Regions from separate parts of the Homo sapiens genome. Here regions 1 and 2 are each linked to region 3. Evidence: chromatin contacts called from ENCODE Hi-C or POLR2A ChIA-PET data. All regions are on one chromosome and are shown on one strand. The core of a region is the stretch at or near the end of the contact, and the rest is flanking DNA. Distances in the headings are between cores, read along the strand shown.

What was found. Hi-C counts contacts between places; a loop is a spot of excess contacts on that map. ChIA-PET counts read pairs that join two places held with the same protein, here RNA polymerase II (POLR2A). Pooled maps may share reads with other maps.
Region 1: a loop to region 3 is called in a map of cardiac septum, with 2.6 times the contacts of the local background. The contact joins two enhancer-like sites. A Hi-C loop is called at or near these places in 1 of 168 maps with a recorded cell type or tissue (cardiac septum). POLR2A ChIA-PET finds 5 or more read pairs at or near these places in 4 of 52 experiments (AG04450, H1, HEK293 and 1 more).
Region 2: a loop to region 3 is called in a map of sigmoid colon, with 3 times the contacts of the local background. The contact joins two enhancer-like sites. A Hi-C loop is called at or near these places in 3 of 168 maps with a recorded cell type or tissue (cardiac septum, endothelial cell of hepatic sinusoid and sigmoid colon), 3 of 37 single-sample maps with no recorded cell type and 3 of 50 pooled maps.

What each region holds. Positions count from the first base shown.
Region 1 is chr3:113,244,352-113,248,371 of GRCh38, reverse strand. All of the region lies in intron 2 of BOC (BOC cell adhesion associated, oncogene regulated), which reads right to left. Among named protein-coding and RNA genes, the nearest start is that of BOC, 35 kb to the right of the region's middle. Within about 2 kb of position 2,442, at least 10 of the 41 ENCODE cell types and tissues checked have a DNase peak (open chromatin) inside an H3K27ac peak, as active enhancers do.
Region 2 is chr3:113,049,656-113,053,788 of GRCh38, reverse strand. All of the region lies in intron 1 of NEPRO-AS1 (NEPRO antisense RNA 1), which reads right to left. It overlaps LOLI1 (lncRNA oncogene in liver cancer 1), which reads left to right. Exons shown (of 3, transcript NR_189285.1): 3 at 2,084-2,876. Among named protein-coding and RNA genes, the nearest start is that of RMP64, 32 kb to the right of the region's middle. RefSeq lists an enhancer at 2,086-2,265. Within about 2 kb of position 1,793, at least 5 of the 41 ENCODE cell types and tissues checked have a DNase peak (open chromatin) inside an H3K27ac peak, as active enhancers do.
Region 3 is chr3:113,150,188-113,154,297 of GRCh38, reverse strand. The region is part of intron 1 of NEPRO-AS1 (NEPRO antisense RNA 1); the gene reads right to left. It overlaps LINC02044 (long intergenic non-protein coding RNA 2044), which reads left to right. Exons shown (of 4, transcript NR_110823.1): 3 at 810-1,026. Among named protein-coding and RNA genes, the nearest start is that of LINC02044, 15 kb to the left of the region's middle. Within about 2 kb of position 2,695, at least 10 of the 41 ENCODE cell types and tissues checked have a DNase peak (open chromatin) inside an H3K27ac peak, as active enhancers do.

The DNA.
Region 1 (4,020 bases), core at 1,193-3,692, 94 kb before region 3:
TAAGCTTCTCAACTGAGAGATGTGTTGTGCTGGCCAGTCCTAGAGTTCAGGCTGCCTGCAGAGACTGCCGTAAGAAACAGGAGACACCCGACTTGCCTGACACAGGGGACTGTTGCTGTGTTGGGAAGTGCTTCGGATTAACCTAAACCTTTCCCTTCCCCAAGACCTGTGGTCCTTTGGCTTTCTGCCTGGCTGCAGAGGGAGTGAGGAGGGCCATATCCACACTGCCCAATGAGCACCCCTCCAAACCAGATGGAGGACCCCAGCCCCTAGCATTCTGTGGATGCTCAGAATGTTTTCCAAGAGTTCTTTCCCGATGGTTTGTATTTTCTCCCTTTGCCTCATGACTTTGACATCAGAGGACTCACAAGACTTCAGCACTACTCTGGGATAGGACAAGGGGATGTTTTCTAAAAGGGATTTGAAAGAACATTTTTAAAGAAGTTTTTCAAAAGTTATTTCCTGGCAAGTTAAGATAATTTCCCGTTGGTGTAGAGAGAGAGCTTTTGCTCTTTTTCAAACAATCCAGTAAATCAAAGGGTCATATTATTGGCAAAGTAAAATTCATGAAAGCTGCAAAGGATGTGAGTACAATTGGGAGGGGCTGTGGTGGTGGAAAGCTGGGGGTGCCTGCCACTACTCCAGGAACTCGCTAAGCTCTTACACAATGTATTTCCTTTAACCTTCTCATCAACCCTGCAAGGTGACGACTATATCCCCATTTTACAGGAGAGAAAATTGAGTTCCAGAAGTGAAGTTGCCCAGGATCACATAACAGTAGGCCTGGATTGAAACCCAGTTTAGGCTGATTCCCAAACTCTGTGCTTTTTAATCACAATAGTAGCCTTTTTCCCTTTTTTTTTTTTTTTTTCCTATCAGGGCTCTGAAACCAGTGGGTGTTTAGCAAACAGAGTTGATGTAGAACAGTGGGACATTTTAACAGTGATTTCTAGAGGGAAAGTTTACACCAAAAAGTAAGCTTTTGGTTTCCTCTCAATTTTCCAGATACTTGCTTTAATTCTCTAATTTGCTTTTCCCCAATGAGATAAGGTATTTATATAGATCATTGCATGAGTTCCCAGTTATGGGATTTTAGGGAACTAGCTTGTTCAAGTCATGCCCCAATTTCCCCAGGCCCTTAAGGAAATTGAAAGCAAATGTTCCTTCCATGCCCCAAGAAGGGAAGGAAGGGAGGGAGGAAGAAAGGGAAGAAGGGAGGTAGGGAGACAGAAAATGAACATAAAGTAATGAAGGGCAAAAGAGGACAAGCAGACAAAGAGGAATGGAAGGGTTGTTTCTTATCTGAACACACGGTGGCTACGGAGGTGTTGGGTTGTAACAGCAACAAATATTTTACTGAGGAAATTCAGCCCAGACCCTCTCCTGCTTAACGAGGACCAGCCAAACAATTCCTGTTACTTCTGCACCCTCGGTAATTTATAAGGTTCAAAATGGAAACAGATCCTGTTGCTGCTGCCAGCCACCATCCTGCTTTCAAAAACAACAAGGAGAAAAGAATTGGGAGTGAGAGGGAGTGAGAAGGTGCAGGTATCCAGAGAGGGAGAAAGGAGTTAACCCATTAAGCCCCACAACACAGTTGTAAGAAGTACCATTTTAAGGACCCCAAAACAGGATGCGTGGGGTCTCATTCATGTAAAAGCAGAACTATGACCAAAAAATATGGCTATGTTTGGGGAAGGTTGGGGGGCTTGGTCACTGGATGATGATTATAAATAAATAAATAAAATTATAAATACATAAAATGATGCATTTTATTTAGTATCTGGGGAAAGTGAGTTACTTTTTGAACCAAGTTACCTAGTGAGTTTGGTTTAGAAAGATAATTCTAGAGATTTCAGTTACCTGAGAACTTTATTTTAATGTTTCGGGAAAAAAGGCAAGTAACGCTTAAGCTGGAGAACCTAATTGCAGTGTAACGTTGTCCCATTGTGAAATGAACAAAGTACAATTTCAAAGTTGGGTGAAGGCAACAGTAAGGCCTATTATTTTTCTTGGCAATGCAAAATATATCTAAGATCCTTCTTATTTTCCTTAGTCATTTTCTGAGACAAAGCAGAGAAATCAAGAAAAAAATATCAAAATCATTTGACACCTCATTGAGGCCTAGGTACTTGACAGTTTAAAGGGTTATTTGGACACACACAAAAAAAGAAAGAAAATGGGTCTGAAACATTTAACTGCTGACACACATGTTCTCCACTGAAATAATCTCTTCCAAACAGATGTTTTTGAAACTTTCCAAAAACAACAACAACAAAACACACTCTGGGGTTAAGACCAATCCTGAGAAACTGTAGCCTCAGAGTATTTATTTTTTGAGAAAATTACAAACAACTGAGAGTCGATCATCATCAGGAGGAGGCCAGCTCCACTTCCTCCCAAGAGGGCTGGCTGACTAACTGGATCAAGAGTGAGAACACCACAAAAAGCCGTCGGCTCATCCCCTGGACGCCCATGCCACGGCAGCTGTCAGAAAGGGAAGCTTCTATGATCTAAAACACAAAACATGCCCTTTGGATGTCCTAAGACCAATAACAAAGGTGAGCTGAATAGGAGAGAGTGTGATGTAGCAGATAGCACAAAGAGACTTTCTTAAAAACATTCTTCAAGTGGCAAGAATACGATCTGACAAAGTCTTTTGTTCCATTGGTAGAGAGGGACTAGCTACATGAAAAAGAAAAAAATCCTGCTCCAAGTTACTTTTCATTTTGCATGCTCCCAGTTTTCTAGAGTAAGAATCACCTTTCCCAATTGTCTTAAAGGCAGGGAAAGCTTTGCTCCTAGAAGGTGATGCCAAGTGTCTGGGGTGCAAGTGTTGGCAGCCCCCTATCTCAAGAAAGAGGGTAGTACTCCTGCACAGAAGAGAGGCATTGAAGCAAATATTGGGGAAATAAGTGAATTTAATTTTCAGAGGGCTGAATATGTGAGTTTAGATAGACTTAGGAGAAGGAATTAAGAAAGAAAGGTTTACTGAGGAGGCTGAGGTAGGAGGATCACTTCAGCCCAGGAATTTGAGGTTGTAGTGAGCTATGACAGGCACTGCACTGCATTCCAGCCTGGGCAACAGAGCAAGACTCTGTCTCTAAAAAAAGAGAAAGAAAGCTTATCAAAACATCAGGTTGTATACCTTTAAATATATACAAAAAACAAAGGTCATTTTTACTTAAAAAGTTGTATTTGACACACAGACCTAATTTAAAAAATTTTTTTAATTAAAATTTTTTTTAATTCGGAGGGACCTCAGAGAAAATAAACAAGTATCGTAGAGTAATGCCTAATGTGTTTTGAGTGTTATGAATAATGTGTCAAGGCTGAATGAGTCTAAGTGATTTGTAGAAGGTCTCCCAGCTAATTCAGAAGGGAGACTTTGGGCTACAAGTCAGGTCTTCTCACTCCTAGTCCAGTGCTCCTTTTACTATCTTAACACTACCTCCTAGCAAATTGTTTCTGGAGCCACTTTAATCAACTGGCTAGAAACGGTTTCAAAGCCAATTTTAGAATGTTTCTGAATTTACTTCCTTATACATAAGAATAATGTTACCTGGATCATTATCTATAACAGTAACTTTCTGTGTGATCATTTTTATCCTTTCATCATACATTCTAATCTATAAAAATCTCCTACTGTTCATTGCATAAGCCCCTTCCGTAGAATTTTCTGCAATGATGGAAATATTCTATATTTGTGCTGTCTAAAGCACTAGATAGCTACTAGCCACTCAGGGCTATGAAGTTCTCAAAATGTGGCTAATGTGACTAAGACACTGAAGTTTTAATTTTCTTTAAATTTAACTTAAATAACCATACAGAGCTAGTGGTTGCCACATTAGACAGCACAGTTCTAGACTAATATCTGGAACATCTACCCAGAACACTCTGATGTCAAATAGGGGAGAAAAAAAACAACGGTTTGATGTTTTTAAGTATAAGTCATGCTCTAGCCAGCCTCTAAGTATATTTTACCTTATTCCTCATCCAAATTTTGTGAATGAGTCTTCT
Region 2 (4,133 bases), core at 544-3,043, 100 kb after region 3:
CTGGCTGAGTTGGCCCATAAAGCACAGGGCTGCTCAGGCGGACCTGGTCTCTTTAAGACTGTGACTAGGAACTCATCACTTGTTTAGAGTCACAGCTAGGTGTGGGTTCTCAGGAAAGACTGGCTGTGGTCCAGGACTAATACAAGATGTTTTGAACAGAAGTCTGGGGATCACTTTTTCTAAGCCTTATTTGTGTTGGAAAAGTTGAGTTCATATTATCATCACTTAATTGAGTCCTTTTTTCCCATACTCTTCCATTAGGAACCCCTGCGTCACCCCCTGAGTGGGGTATTAGACCCACTTTATAATGAAGAGGTTGATAATTGGCAGGAAGTTACTTAGGAAATACAGTGCCATCTAAGCCTATTTTCAACCTTTTGAACAAAGGTATCCGCCCAGAAATAATTTCCCAATGTGAAGGGGAGGAAGAAGATTATAGGGCACACCCTTCCTTCAGATTAAAGAAGGCTGCTTACTAAAGTTTGTACACTAGTGGTTCTCAAATCGTTAAGCTCAGGGAACATTTTCAAAATACTGGGATTTCTGATGGCACACTTAATGGGATTAAATGGAATCCACTGTGATTATCATACTACAATGGCATTCATACATTAAAGTTAAAAGGATACAACCTATGTGCCCAGAGAGAAAGAGAGGTTACAATTGAAAAAGTCAGACCATCCTCCCACCTTTCCACTCAGAAAGTGTATGCCCCATGGTAGGTTTGCCAGGTAAAATACAGGAGGCCAAGTTCATTTTGAATTTCAGATACATAATGAATATTTTTGAATATAAGTTTGTCCCATGCTAAACTCATTTATCGGAAATTCAAATGTAACTGAATACCTTGTATTTTTATTTGCTAAATCCAGCAACCCTCCTGAGAGAGCGTTAGATGGGAGTCTTCCATTCATTCCACCAGTATCTGTGCCCACACACTTCTCCTGGGTGAGCTTCTTGCTCCTTTAGATATGATTGTTGTTAACGATGCATACAACATGGCCCCTAAATCCAAGCCAACTACTTCAGCTAGTGTCAACCTAAAGAAATCACAATCTGTGTTAATGCTGGAGGGACTTACTGAGAGACGGTATGTTTGTCTCTGATATGGTACATTCCCTAAGTGTTTTTGTTATTTGGCAAACATTAATTGAGCATCAGAAATGTTCCGGGCACTTAGGATGGAACAAGAAACTAAACATTGCTGTTCTCATGGTGCCTACATACTTGTGGGAGGAGACTGTTCGATGCTCATTTTTATCCCAGAGTTGACCTGAGTTAGATGTGAGTTCATGTATCAGCTGCAACACACTTTAGGACCTTGTTATTTGAATACCTCTGCTTTCTGCCCTGATTATGTTTTCTCGTATATTCCTGAGGCAAAGTTCTTTCTATGCCAGCATCTCCCACAGTAGACCTTATGAAGATAGACAGCAATAAATACTGGTGTAAAAGATAAAGCTTTTAGGAACATGACTCTCTTAACTGAAAACTTTTTGTGTCTTGGCATGTGTGCATGTGCTTATGTGTGTTTGTGAGTATACAGATAATGCACAAATAATGGGTTTCCTGGAAATGTTGGTTGTACAGAGACTATCTTTCTTGATCATTTTTGTCCCCAAAGCAAGCACTTGAAAGAATTCAGTAACAACTTCTTGAGCAGAAAAGATGGCCTCTGCTCAGAGCTTGGTGCAGCAGCAGACACTGAAATGTGGCTTGGCTCTGTCTCTTGGCATAGTTCTAGGGTGTTATGTTCCACGAGAGGCCTTGGAGGGAGGAGGCACTGGTACCTTTTCAGAATCTCGTCAAATCAGGCACAGACTTGCTGGCAGCCACAGCAAAGGGATCTTACTGATCTTTGCCCAACTCTCAGGAGGTAACTGGCAAGACAGAAGAAAGCAAAACAAGCAACCAAATCCGAGGCCTTATAAATTTGACTTGGAAATTTTGTCTCAAGGCTGTCAAAGAGTAGAAATAATGATTTCATTTTCTCCAAGTCCCATTCTTGGGCATTTCGTATTTAACGCAGATAAAACACATTCGAGTACCTATCAACTTTTTTTCTTTCTTTTTTTTTTTTTAGTCTAGCCGTTCTCAGCATCAGGTGACTCTGCTCCTTGAAAATACATTTAAGTGATGCCATTCCTGTCCAAAACCACCACTGACTCCTTCTTCAGAGGGCAAGCCTTGAAATCATGTGCATTTGCCTGTGAGACGTTTCTCCGATTATCTGAAAATCTTCTGCCAGGGATAAGGCGATTTGTCTCCATTCTGTCTGAGGTTGCGGATCTTGGTTTGCAGAGGAGGGCTGCAACGTAGTAGGTTCCTCCACGTGGCTTCTCACTGAAGCCAGAATGACTCATTTAGAGAGTAATCTTGGTGCGGCCTCTTGCTGCCCTCTGGTGGAGAAAACGGGTATTGAACAAGCCATAACGACTGATCTCTGAGGCAAATGCTGTGAAGTGTCAGCGCAAAGGTCCACGGGGAATAATTACACTTCAAGCTATTATCTAAATGAACGGAGTTCATCTAAATGAATGGAGTTGGAACGGTTGTTCTATGAGAATCTGATTTCTCAGCAAGAGAAGTTTTAATTCCATCCCCTTTTTATTTCTGTTTGCTGCGAACTGGTTTCTCATTTCTCCACACTTGCTCTTCCTTTTCGTGAACAATCATTTTGTGTATTTTGAGATCATTATAAAATTCTTGTACGCTCATTTTAAAACATTTCCAGAAAGTGAAAGTCAGCATGTGACCCAGGAAAATTCTAATTCTTAAAACACTCAAGACTCTAAACTAGGGTTTAGACCTATATATTCAGATCTAATTCCAAACCAAAATTCATTTCAGAAGTTTAAATAAAACGTATTAGTCTTATGCCTTCTGAGTCTTTGATTCAAATGAGAGGCTTCTTTTTTTATTTTTTTATTTTATTATTATTATACTTTAAGTTTTAGGGTACATGTGCACAATGTGCAGGTTAGTTACATATGTATACATGTGCCATGCTGGTGTGCTGCACCCATTAACTCGTCATTTAGCATTAGGTATATCTCCTAATGCTATCCCTCCCTCTTTCCCCCACCCCACAACAGTCCCCAGAGTGTGATGTTCCCCTTCCTGTGTCCATGTGTTCTCATTGTTCAATTCCCACCTATGAGTGAGAACATGTGGTGCTTGGTTTTTTGTCCTTGTTGCGATAGTTTACTGAGAATGATTATTTCCAATTTCATCCATGTCCCTACAAAGGACATGAACTCATCATTTTTTATGGCTGCATAGTATTCCATGGTGTATATGTGCCACATTTTCTTAATCCATTCTATCCTTGTTGGACATTTGGGTTGGTTCCAAGTCTTTGCTATTGTGAATAGTGCCACAATAAACATACATGTGCACGTGTCTTTATAGCAGCATGATTTATAGTCCTTTGGGTATATACCCAGTAATGGGATGGCTGGGTCAAATGGTATTTCTAGTTCTAGATCCCTGAGGAATCGCCACACTGACTTCCACAATGGTTGAACTAGTTTACAGTCCCACCAACAGTGTAAAAGTGTTCCTATTTCTCCACATCCTCTCCAGCACCTGTTGTTTCCTGACTTTTTAATGATTGCCATTCTAACTGGTGTGAGATGGTATCTCATTGTGGTTTTCATTTGCATTTCTTTGATGGCCAGTGATGGTGAGCATTTTTTCATGTGTTTTTTTGGCTGCATAAATGTCTTCTTTTGAGAAGTGTCTGTTCATATCCTTTGCCCACTTTTTGATGGGGTTGTTTGTTTTTTTCTTGTAAATTTGTTTGAGTTCATTGTAGATTCTGGATATTAGCCCTTTGTCAGATGAGTAGGTTGCGAAAATTTTCTCCCATTTTGTAGGTTTCCTGTTCACTCTGATGGTAGTTTCTTTTGCTGTGCAGAAGCTCTTTAGTTTAATTAGACCCCATTCGTCAATTTTGGCTTTTGTTGCCATTGCTTTTGGTGTTTTAGACATGAAGTCCTTGCCCATGCCTATGTCCTGAATGGTAATGCCTGTTTGAAGATGACATGATTGTATATCTAGAAAACCCCATTGTCTCAGCCCAAAATCTCCTTAAGCTGATAAGCAACTTCAGCAAAGTCTCAGGATACAAA
Region 3 (4,110 bases), core at 1,446-3,945:
CAATCTGATTTCCTTGGAAAATATAATCTCCATTTCTACCTCCTCCTTTGCCAGTTATTTGCACTAGTATATCAAAAGGACATTCTTCTTTTTAGGTGCTGTATCCAAGCCTACTTCATCAACACAGATTCCCATGAACTGTAGAGCAGCAGGGTCAGAAAGGACCCGGAGACCAAACAAGCCATACTTTCATTTTACAGAGGCAGGAATGTCCATAAAGAGGGAAGGTCTTGCCTAAGGTCTCTCTGCTAGTTAATGGCAAGGCTAGTATAAAACATAAGTTTCAATCTTCTTCAGTACTTAACACAGTCACTGGTACATAGTAGGAATTTGAGAACATTTGTGGAATGAATGACTGACTTTCATAATAGAAGACTGACATGGCAGAATTCATTGGAAAGCTCACATACTGGGAGTCTTGCTTCTGGGCACCCAGCTGAGAGTCAACATCTGAATATGAAAGATTTGGACTCACAGAGCAGAACCAAAACGGAAAACAAAGTAAAAACCAAAACCGAAAACCAAAAAACAAACAAAAAACAAGGAAGGGAAACCTAAAGCCATGGTCTGGCTTGGTAGAAGGCTACTATTTGACTTAAAATACTTGGAACATTAGTAATTTTCATGGGTGTGTCTGCTGTTCTACAGATCTAGGTTCTGGGCAATTAAAAGCTATGGGTTTATTCTGGTTTATTTTAGGCAGCCTGCTGTGGCCTCTTCCTATTGTGGTTGAGGACATTGTGTGGATGGGCAAATGCTTGGCCTCCTATTTGGATTCGAGACTAATGCTCATTATTTTATTTCAAAAGGAAGAAGAGCTGACATAAATAGTTCATGGAGAGTCCTGGTGGGAGAAGGTGATATCTGTCTTACTGCAGAACTAGGGTAATATGAAGAAAACCAACATGGAAAACCGTGTCTCCCTCCTTGTGTTGTTTTGGAGGCAGTCCAGGAAAGGAGGACGGATCTACTTTCTAACTTGTGGAGAGATCATGGGCAAGTCACCCTGGTCTAAGTTTCTTCAAGGTAAATTACAATCCTGATTAAGAGGTTCAGAGAAGGTAACAGACATGAAAGAATTTTGAAAAATATAATATGTTATATTAACTTGTGGTGGTATATGATGGAGTTGAATTCAGCATAGGAAATAATTTTTTAAAAAGCTGTGTTGTGTTGCTACTTCTTTAAAAATGATGGCTAATAAAAGAGAATGAGCAGAGAAGGCCGTGCTTATAAGGAAGGAAGGAAATAACTGAATGATGGGTTTTTACATCATAGAACAATGGTAAAAACATCTTTGGCTGCAGTTTCCTCTTGTCCACTCATCTACCTACCAGCTGCTACTAAACATTAAACATTAAAGCATGGTAAAGAGGACTAAAAAACAAACAAACAAACAAACAAATCACCACCACAACAACAAAAAACTAGGCAATAATAGACCTTTGCTAAAGTTTATCCTCCTTTTCAGCATCCTTTTCTATCAGCCTATAGCCCATCATAGAACCCTGGCAAATATTAAATAGCTGTGGTCGAACAGAAAAAAACAACAGTTTTAGAATTAAGAGTTGGGTGTGGGCCCGAGTTCCTGCACATGTTGGCTGTGTAACCTGGAGAAGTTTTTTGTTTGTTTGTTTGTTTGTTTTTGAGACGGAGTCTCGCTCTGTAAGTTTTAAAAGTCTTTCTTATCCCAGATTTCCTCATCTATAACAAAAGAAGAACAGCCTACTATCCGGGCAGTGTCCAAATGAAATAATGTTTGTGAAAACCCTTTACAAACTGTAAAGTGCATTAGAAATGCCTATATTGTTATTCCGTCTTTTTGCCTCAGTTTCTTCATTTGTAAAACACGGCCAGTGACACCCATTTCACTAGGATATTTTGGTTCCCCGTGAAGCCCTCTGCAAGTAACTGAGTCTCATATTATACCTCACCCTAGATCTACAGCCCCTTATTTCTCTACCATGTAATGGAATATTTATTTCCAGCCTGACATTTTTGTTTTCTATTGTCTTGTTAGATATCACCCTCAGAGAGCTTCCAATATACTTGATAAGTGAAGACCCTCCCATGATTTACCTGCCCACACCTCTCTTTTTACAGGGGCCTGCTACTGTAGAAAGCTGGGACCCATGTTTGACAAGAGGCTCTTGGTTCTCTCCACCAAGAGGATTTAGGCATTCACCCTTCTTCAGACACTCCTGCCATGCTGATTACAGGGAGACCCCAGAGAGGTGAAAAAGCAGAGTGGACCGTGACAGCCTGAAGAACATTAAAAAAGAGCTTGCAGACGGTGCCACTAAATGCCTGAGACACTGAGTGAGAGGAGGGGCCCCATCCACTGAGCTGGCCGCCTCCTGTCTTCCCTCAAAACAGATAGCTCTTTCCATTCACTTCCACATGCGTCTATTCTCTGCCTCTTGAGTGGGCCTGAAACTGGAAAACATCTGCACTAGTTTCGTTTGGGTGTGATTTATAAGGACTCCCTGCGGTCCCCTCTCTCCCTTCTCCTCCTCTTCACCTCTGGGGCTTCGGGGTTTGGTTTTTTTTTTTTTTTGTTTTTAAACAGGCTTGTGTTTCTTGAGACTGGGTCACCTTGATTTATTATGCCCTGGACTCATTAACAGAAGACTCTGGGACAGGTCATTTATTTTCTGAGTGGTAATTTCCTGTCCTACCCCAGCCTGGCTCAGCAGGGGCCCAGTGGAGCACAGACTTATATTAGCTGCACTGTCACCATGGGAGAACAGAATTGAGCAAGAAAAGTTCAGAGGGCAAAAAACATCTCTTAAGAGCTTTTCTCCTTACTCTGATGATTTCCTTCAGAGTCCCTTTTGGTAGCTCCCTGTCTCTCTTTTTTTTTCTCCCTTACCCCAGCAAATGGGATAAAGTTTAACAAGTTGCACGACTGCCTTCTTAAAGGAATAAACACTGGCCTTTCTTCTCTGTTTCATGTTTGAGTGATCCAACATTTATATGCAAAAATAAAAGATAGGGAGGATACTAGTGGGCACCCCAAGCTGAGGATGAATTAGATGAATTAAACAGTCCAAATTTTTACCAGGCCCTTGTTACAATAATATATTCACGTTGAGGCACTGAAATCTGATGTGTTAATTTTTAGAGAGACCAGAAGACAAAGATAAAATTACTCAAGATTTTCAGATAGGATCTTGGGATGAAGATTAAAGAAATTGACATTATTTAGCCTAAAGTTCAGAGGCTGAAGAATGATTTATTAACTGTTTCCAGGTCTCTGGAAGGTAGTTACATATAGGAATGATGGTGACCAGCTGTTTTCTGACTGCACTAAGGATAGAATGAAAGGAAGTGGAATCAAATTGTAGTAAAATGGCAGAATAAGTAGTCATAAAGGTGAACATCCATGGCTAAAGTCTATTGAGGAAGATGAGATATATCTTTAAAGCTGTAAGCTTGTTAGCCCCATTTTATAGGTTAATGAATGGAGGTTCAGAGAGGTTAAAAAACTTGACCAATGTCCATCACTGAGGAAGTGACAGAACCAGGTCTAGCTGGACTCCACAGTGTATGACAAGGCTGACTTATATGGCAAAGAAATTAACAAGAAATACAGAAAATAGTCATTTTATGAAGTGCCATTAGCCTAGATTGGCTCATGTGCAGAGGACAGGGGATTCAATTCTGTGGACTTAAGGTCCTGGGATTCTGTGCTATACCTGCCTCTGTGTTGGGAGGACAGTACCCTCCATTCACTCTCAGCCCAACAGACAGGCAGAGAGGGCAGACAAGCACTGCAGTTTCCCTGAAACAGTCTGAAGATTTTTGGCTCTGTTTGTGCTGGTCATGTCTGTTGCTTGTCATGGGCTGCACTCCCAGACGAAGGCTCTGGTTTCAGGAAGGCCATGAGGATGATGGGTTGTGGGTGTCCAGGGCACAGGAAAGACATCCCTCCTACGCACAGTGCATGGCGTCCCAAAGGTTCATCCCTCATGGGAAGGCCAGTTAGTTAAGGAGGTTCCAGAGTTTGTTCCACGGTGAGGATTGGAATTTACGCAGAGCCACCAAAGTGGCTAGAATTCGTCCGAGGAGCATGCAGAGGTGGGAGGAGCAAATCCCAGCTGTATGATT